Linked DNA regions of Homo sapiens: region 2 is linked to region 1. The links are chromatin contacts, found by Hi-C or POLR2A ChIA-PET in ENCODE. All regions are on one chromosome and are shown on one strand. The core of a region is the stretch at or near the end of the contact, and the rest is flanking DNA. Distances in the headings are between cores, read along the strand shown.

What was found. Hi-C counts contacts between places; a loop is a spot of excess contacts on that map. ChIA-PET counts read pairs that join two places held with the same protein, here RNA polymerase II (POLR2A). Pooled maps may share reads with other maps.
Region 2: a loop to region 1 is called in a map of posterior vena cava, with 13 times the contacts of the local background. The contact joins the promoter of SELENOS here to the enhancer-like site in region 1. A Hi-C loop is called at or near these places in 3 of 168 maps with a recorded cell type or tissue (Calu3, mesothelial cell of epicardium and posterior vena cava) and 2 of 50 pooled maps. POLR2A ChIA-PET finds 5 or more read pairs at or near these places in 8 of 52 experiments (GM10248, MCF 10A, Panc1 and 4 more).

What each region holds. Positions count from the first base shown.
Region 1 is chr15:101,230,574-101,234,530 of GRCh38, reverse strand. All of the region lies in intron 2 of CHSY1 (chondroitin sulfate synthase 1), which reads left to right. Among named protein-coding and RNA genes, the nearest start is that of CHSY1, 19 kb to the left of the region's middle. Within about 2 kb of position 1,640, at least 5 of the 41 ENCODE cell types and tissues checked have a DNase peak (open chromatin) inside an H3K27ac peak, as active enhancers do.
Region 2 is chr15:101,275,594-101,279,828 of GRCh38, reverse strand. SELENOS (selenoprotein S) reads left to right here and starts at 2,344. Exons shown (of 6, transcript NM_018445.6): 1 at 2,344-2,487; 2 at 3,154-3,288. The coding sequence starts at 2,412. RefSeq lists a silencer at 2,139-2,468.

The DNA.
Region 1 (3,957 bases), core at 391-2,890:
GAAAAGATAATGGGTTGCTGATGGTCATGGTGATATTTTCTTGATTATCCAGAAAATCATCTTGTCTGACTTCTGCTGATTCCACAGATGTAATTGCAAGAATGTAGGATATCTCCCTATTTGTTTTTGCAAAGGCCTGGCTCTTCTCTTCTGGTCATAATGACCTACACAGATTAGAAACTTAACGTGTTTTGAATTTATAAAAGGAATCATGGTATAAAAAAGCCAATAGCATTTGACTTCGCATTTGTTGTGTACCTTGACTGTTCAGATAGTTACTTTAATCTGTGAGTTTATAATATAGTTGTTGCTTTCAGAATAGTTGTCGTGCAACTTCTGAGTTACCGTGACACATAAATGAAATTTGCCGAAGGAAGTCCGCTTGTAGATGTTTTCTCTGTAGCAGTTGTAGAGAAGATGGACTGGCTTTGGACTTTCCTGTGTTGTTGCTGCACCCTTTGCCTGCAGATTGCACAATCTGATACCAGTTAATGGTGAAAAAAATTATTGAGGTTGTATTGTCTTTAGGTTGATAAACTCCTGGCAGTTGTGAGGAGCAGAGGTAATTGCTAGATCTTTTGCCCAAGAAAAAGAATACACTTTCTAATATGAACTGTTAGCTTTTTTCTGAACTAATGTTCTAAAGCACGTACTTGAGTGAAAGAGCAGTATTCTTGCCTGTACTTGTCCACCCCTAGACTTGCTTTTAAATGTCTGCTAATCACTCTTACTTTTTTTGTTGTTTGAACTTTAGGGAAGTGGACATTTTCAAGCATACAGGGAGTGGCCATGTAATTTTTAATTACAAAGTCACAAAGATACATTTTAAATCCTAAATGTGATCTTGAGTGAACTCTTCAATCCCTGTGTGCCTTATACTATCCCCCCAACCCCAGCACATAGGGGACAGCTCACTGGGCCTACGGGATCTCTCTGTCGTCACGGATTTTTGCAGCGAGGAAAGCTGTTTGAGGGTTTCACGCTGTTTTAAGCAGAATACAGCTGGCAATATTTCTGCATTTTTCCCCATCCTAAGAAAGTAGTTATAACCTTGACACATTTCATTATGGTTAAAATAGGTAACACATTGTATATTTTGGAACACTTTCCCCTGACCATCATCTCCGAGAAGCCAACCTTCTTGCCGGAATCATAGAGGACAGACCTTCTTTCGGGAGAGAATTTTTAAAAGTATGTCTTAGTTAGGTCGTGCTGTTATATACTGCTGGACAGACACCAACAGAGCCAGTCTCTTGAGTTTGATCAAGAACTTGGGTTTAGCGTTAGTGCCAAGAGGTAGTTAGAAAGTGTCATCCTGGGGCTGCAGGGTGGGAGGCCATTTTGGAGATGATTTTCCTCTGACGGGAGGTAATCACAAAAGGTTTCTGATGGCCTGCGAAGGGGTGCATGGAATGATCCTGTCTGGACACTTGGAGCCCCCTCTGAGGCTTGGTGCATCCTGTCAGTGGCCTCATCAGCTGAAGGGACCTGGTTGGTGAGGAGGCCTCCTCCCCGTGTGGTCCCGTCTCCCTGCCTTGGGAGGTGGGTCAGGGACAGCAGCAGCAAGGCTCTCCTTGGGAGTGTGGTTATTGGGCCTGCTGCTGCTCTGCGTTTCTTTAAATGCCCTGTGGTGTCAGAGCTTTGACTGACTGCTGCAGGCTTCTCCTGGGCTTGTGCCACAGGGCCCTCCCACCTGCAGTGCCCAGAGCTCTCTTTTTCTCTTCTGTGAGCTGCCTTGCCTGTTCGTAGTCTTGGCCCGTATTTCTGCTGAAATGTTGTCTTACAGTTTTGTTGAAGTGCTTTATTCTGGATAGAGTATCTTTTCTCAGACTGTGACTTAACTTTTCACCTTAATTGTGGGATTTTTATTGTACGCAAATTGTGAATCTAAGTGCAATCTAATGCATCATTCTTTTCCATTACGGTTTGTGCTTTTGTGTTTAAGAAATTCTTCCCTTCCTTAGGTCACGAATATGTTTTCTCCTGTATGTTTTCTTACATGTTTGAAGTGTTCCCTTTCACGTGTAGTTCTTCATTATAATGTTAAGAATTCATCTATTGGAACACTTGCCATCTTATTAGACCTTTGATTTCTATTTTTTTATTTTTCTTTTTATAAAGCTTTAAGTGCTTCTAACCTAAGTTGTTATTAGGTTTATCATTGTGTTCACCACTCAGGTAAGATTAATCCTTCGTGTGGATGAGGAACTTTTATTAAACTTCCTGTAAATCTAGTTTCCCCATTAAGGTTCACATTATGGGAAATTATTGAGGTGGAGTCTTATGTTAAAGACAATTACGTTAAGCTTTGGGACTTGGAAGGTACTTATTTTGCCCTATTATAAGCCTAGCCAGAAGGTATAGTGTTTTTTTTGGCGAGTAGAAATAGTACCTTGGGATGACACTTAGGTAATTAAAATGACTTGTGAGGAACAACTGTCAAAATCAAAGTCTAGATTCATTTCTAAACTTGTTTTGATAATTATTGGTGGTTATTAAAAAATAGCCTTGAGAACTTTGTTTGGAAATAATGTTAAACTCACAGAGAAGTCAGAGGATAGTGAGAGTGTAGGCCTGGAGGCTGGGGAAGAGCTGGGAGGAGCTCAGCTCCTGGCTCCCCTTGCCACATGGTGTCAGCAATATTGACTCAACTCAGGTGAGGTGTTTTTGAGAATTATTATTGAAAATTTTGAAATAGGAATTCATTTTATCAAGGCAAATACATGAAAAGCTATACTACTCTTAAGAGGGAACAAAAAGAAAATTGACTTAAGTAACCTATTCATTTTGTCTTTGACTTTTGCTTCGACGTGTACTGTACGTATGGAAAAGTGCATAGGTCGCAAGGGTCAAGCCCAGTGGATTTTCACAGACTGCACGCAGGCAACCAGTAGATCTTTCTTCTATTATTTTCTCATATTTGACTAGGGGTGAAGCTGTAGACAGTAATGATTATTGATGAAATTTGGAGATAGGCAAAGGTGGATTTGACAGCTTTAAAATATTAATTGTTTTTAATAGCCAATACTGTCACGTGGCTCAAAATTCAGAAGTGCAAAGGGCTTATAGGAATACGTCTTCCTTCCTCTGCCTCCGGCCCCTGGGCTTCCGCTGTGAATTAGCCATCATGGTGCCTCAGGTTTCCTGCGTATCATATCATATACAAACAATTAAGTTTCTACTTCTCTCCCCGTTTACATGAATGGTAGCGTAATACCTACCATCTATGTCTTGGAAGATTTCCCATTTGGTAAATAAAAGAACTTCGTCTTTTTGATGGACGTTCGGGCTATTTCCAGTTCTTTCGGCAGTGTTTCTAGGCGGTCATTTAGCCCAAGGCTCCCCAATCTTTTTCACATCTTGACATTGACTCAATTCACTCACGCTGAGGAGCCTGCCTCCAAGGGCTGCTGTTACCCCAATCCCTAGCTCCTGTCCCCTCCACCACCCCTACAGCCCCATACCACTCTAGGCCTGGAAGGATTGTTATCTGGGCACACATGGAACTTGTTCATGTTACACCCGCACACCAAAATACACCAGTTATGAAGCTCTGAGTTAGCCAGTAAGTACTTGTTAAGGGTTCATTAATGAGCCCAGAACTGCCCTCTGAATTGGTAGGGAAATTGCAAAAGATTGAAACATGAATGGCCACCTTTTTCTCCCTCAAGGACTTCAGAGTAGTTGAGGAGACAAAGACCATATGTTCATGAACCAGTTGAAAAGAAATTAAAAATATGAAACCTGTGATACTGATTTTAAATATAAAACAGTACAGGGAAGGCTGAAATGGATAATGTTCTTTTTATGAGGAGGCATATATCATCAAGGGAAATTGGAGTTTGCAGCAAAATGTGTAAAAAGATAAAATCTTCCTTGTTAGTCTGTCTCATAAAGGAATGTTGAACATCCATATACCAGAAGCCTGGGGTATTTTTCACTTTAATAATAGAAGAA
Region 2 (4,235 bases), core at 1,095-3,594, 45 kb before region 1:
CCATTTTATATCGCAAAGTCCTGAGTGAAAAGGATTGTTGCCTTTTTTTAATGATAGAACCTAAAATGTTACAATTTATTCCATCTTTGTGATTACAGACATTACAGGATAAGGTAGCTAAACAAGGCAAATAAAGCAAACGTTCCCTTCATTTAATCAGATGCAACATTTTGGCATTTTTATACTGTGCACGTTGACTTTAATTCATTGACATGGATTGAAAGCCGGCAACAACAAATCTTTGCAATTTAGGATCTTCTTCCATAACTAAGTTTTGTGGGTTTTTTTTCTTTTCTTTTCTTTCTTTTTTAGACAGTCTTGCTCTGTCATCCAGGCTGTGGAGTGCAGTGGTACAATCTTAGCTCACTGCAACCTCTGCCTCCCAGGTTCAAGCGATTCTCCTGCCTCAGCCTCCCTAGTAGCTGGGATTACAGGCGCCCGCCATCACACCTGGCTAATTTTTGTATTTTTAGTAGAGACAGGGTTTCACCATGTTAGCCAGGCTGGTCTTGAACTCCTGACCTCAGGTGATCCATGCACCTCGGCCTCCCAAAGTGCTGGGATTACAGGCGTGAGCCACCGTGCCTGGCCAAATTTTTTTGTAGAGATGGGATCTTGCTGTGTTGCCCAGGCTGGTCTTGAACTCCTGGCCTCAAGTGATCCTCCTGCCTCAGCCTCCTAAAGTGCAATAGGATTACAGGCAAGAGCCACCACTCCTGGCCCACTGCAACATTCTTGAAGCTCTCAAGTCTTCATCTGACACCTTGTCAAGATGGGGAACTCTTGTGTTAAACCATCCTGTTAAGTTACTGTATAAAAATAAAACTGCTCCCAAGCATTGATTGAAACTGTTTTGGTATGAGTTTCCTGAGAGAAAAGTGAGGCCCTAACCATTTTTTTCCATGAACTATGACCCCAGTACGGTATACCTAATGTCCTTCACAGCCTAACAAAATAGTTGAGGCAACCCTGCTCATCCTGTCTAGTTTATCAGTATTTAGATGTAAGGCGGATTTAAAGCTAATCTGGGACTGAGAATTGCAACTAATTCCATAGAAGTCATTCAATTTAGCACATAAATGTTCCTGCAAGATGCCAGAGCAAGTGAGAAATCATCTGTAGCAAAGCAAAGAGTGGTGATGGTTCATCACCTTTTACAACGGAAAGGCAAACATGAAGAAGGAAATTCTCCCTCCTAAAATTCCTCATTAAATCGATAAGCTATCTTCACAGCCTTTATGGATAACATCCAGAGTCCTCGGTTCATCTGAGGAGTCCATTTTCAAGGTGGCCAACAGGGAAGAAGAGCTTTCAGGCTTCTCTTTGCTATGGCTCATGAATGCCAGGTCCCCTTTATTGCTTTCTGAACACACTGCTGGGAAAGCTTGATGAGGTCAGTGCTCAAATCCCTGCAGCTGTCCCCCTTGAGGAACTTCTTGGCAAACCTGCATTGAAGAAACACTGATTGCGTTCACGCTTCATGTCATGGTTTGCCTTCCCCACACTGCTCCTGGCGACAGTGGTGACGCAGCACTCGGATGTTGTCACCTATTCATTATTTTTTCAGTTCTATTCCCAATTCCCAACCCTTCTTTTGAAACACAGCTAGGTATGTGCACTTCAAATGCTCCAGAAAAACCCAAGGTCACATTTCAAATAGGATGGTTATGGTCACCATAAAGGTGGTGACGTTTGAGTGGTGGAAGAGGGTGCGGGACGGCGTTGCAGGCAGAGGAACACAGCCAGGACACTATTATAAGTAACTCTGTGATCGTGTCTTGTGGTGATACAGTATAATTCAACACAGGTTAGAGCAGTTACTATGATCGTTCTTTCCTAAAAGGCTTTGATTTTGGAGAAAGAACCTTGAGGATCGGTGGGGACTTTCTTGGCCTGAAAGGTATCACCAGCAGCAGGAGCAGGAGGCTGCTCACATTTCGTGTCTTCACTTGGGGTGGACGTTGGCTGCAACCCTCAAATGCTGGGAGTCGTCAACCAACTGAGCCCTGTTGTCCAATGTGCCCCGGGCAAGGATGTGGGTGCAAATCCTGCTTCCGGGCGACCACTGACTTCCTTGGCTTCAGTGTCCAATTAGAAAAAAAAAAGAAAGTAGAAATTCGGTAAGAAATCCGTGAACGAGGTCCGTCCTCCACCCCCGACTCAAGCCAAGAGATAGCACAGAACGTTCCCACACGCGCTGTCCCGGCCCCGGCGAGCGTAGCCGGGATTTCTCCCCCGCCACGCCCCTCGGCCACGCCCCCCTGCGTTTGGCCCAGCGACGGGGCGGGGTCGGCCTGCGATTGGCCGGGACCACGACCGCGTCCGGGCGCGCCACGTGTGCGTAGGAGCGCACCGGAAGCGCCCGGCTGGAGGCGCGGCGGCAGGGCTGGGCGGCGGCGGCGGCGGCGGTCATGGAACGCCAAGAGGAGTCTCTGTCCGCGCGGCCGGCCCTGGAGACCGAGGGGCTGCGCTTCCTGCACACCACGGGTGAGTCGTTGCGGGGCAGCCGGGCGCGCGCCGCCACTTTTGCGACGCGCAGCCATGATGGGTGGGTCGTCCGCCGCTGCACCGGGCGCCGGAGCCTGGGAGGCCTGGGAACGGTCGGGCGTTGGCGCTTACGCGGACCTTGGGCAGCAGGCCCGGACCTTGCGCGGAGGCTTCTCGGGAGCCGCACTTCCCTGGGCGGCTCGGCTGTCCCTTGTTTGCGCAAGTCTTTTTTGCGAACCAAGCCCTTCCTGTGGTAGTTACTGGGGTCACTCGGCCGTTGGCGTTTGCCTCTGGGACCCGTCCCACACAGCCCCATACACACTCCTGACTCCCCGCGCTGTCACCCCTTTCTATGTGGCTCTGAAAGGCCTTTGCCTTCCTGATTCAGATTAGTTGCTCTTCATTCTTCAAAACCCAGTTGCTGTGCCCTCCACACTCTAACTGCCCCCGACTCCCCAGATGGTTGGGAAGTCTCACTTCTCAGTGATCCCTGAATTGTCGCACTTCTTGAGTTCGTGTTTTAACGATCTACTTAGGAGGCTTTTTCCTCAGCCTAGACCATGAAGGCTTTGAGGGCAGGAGTTACACTTTGTGTTTGTTGAGTCTTATGGAAAGGTCAACTAGTAGTGTCATTTTTAGTTTTTTGAAAACTGTTTTTCTTTTCAGTGGGCTCCCTGCTGGCCACCTATGGCTGGTACATCGTCTTCAGCTGCATCCTTCTCTACGTGGTCTTTCAGAAGCTTTCCGCCCGGCTAAGAGCCTTGAGGCAGAGGCAGCTGGACCGAGCTGCGGCTGCTGTGGGTTAGTGCCTGATAACCGAAATGAAAGCGGTGGTTTTGCACCTCCTTTATATTAAGAGTTAGTCTCTTAGTAAAAGTAAGAGGGGCCACACAGGAAGACCCTGTCTCTATTTAAAAAAAAAAAAAATAGCCGGGAGTGGCGGCACGCACCTGTAGTCCCAGCTGCTCAGGAGGCTGAGGCGGGATAATCACTTGAGTCCAGGGAGTCAAAGCTGCAGTGGGCTATGCTCGGGCCACACTACACTCCAGCCTGGGCAATTGATTGAGACCTTGTCTTTAAAAAAAAAAAAAAAAAAAAAGTAGGAAGTATATGGTTCTCGGTGGGGCGCGGTGGCTCACACCTGTAATCCCAGCACTTTGGGAAGCCGAGGCAGGAGGATGACTTGAGGTCAGGGGTTCGAGAACAGCCTGGCCAACATGGTGAAACCCTGTCTCTACTAAAAATACAAATATTAGTGGGGCGTGGTGACGGGCACCTGTAATCCCAGCTATTAGGGTGGCTGAGGCAGGAGAAATCGCTTGAACCTGGGAGCTGGAGATTGCAGTGAGCTGAGATTGTGCCACTGCACTCCAGCCTGGGCAACAGAGTGAGACTGTCTTTTCTTTCTTTTTTTTTTTTTTTTCTATGAGATGGAGTCTAGCCTTGTTGCAAAGAGCGAGACTCTATGAGTAGACGTTATGAATAGAAATGAGTTCATTTCTATTCATAATGCTATTTGGAAGGATTTTTCTTTTCTGTAGAAACAAATACTTAAGAATCTTCTGCGCTAATTAAGGGATGGATAATGATTTAGAAAACTTTATATTTCCTTGGTAGTCTTCCAGGATTCTAGTCAGCCTAGAGACTGTGGGTGTCACTGAGGTATCCAAGATGTGCTCTGTGTGGCCACTATCCCAGGCTTTATGAATCGGAATTGCTCAGGGGAACTCAGAAATTGGCATTTCTAA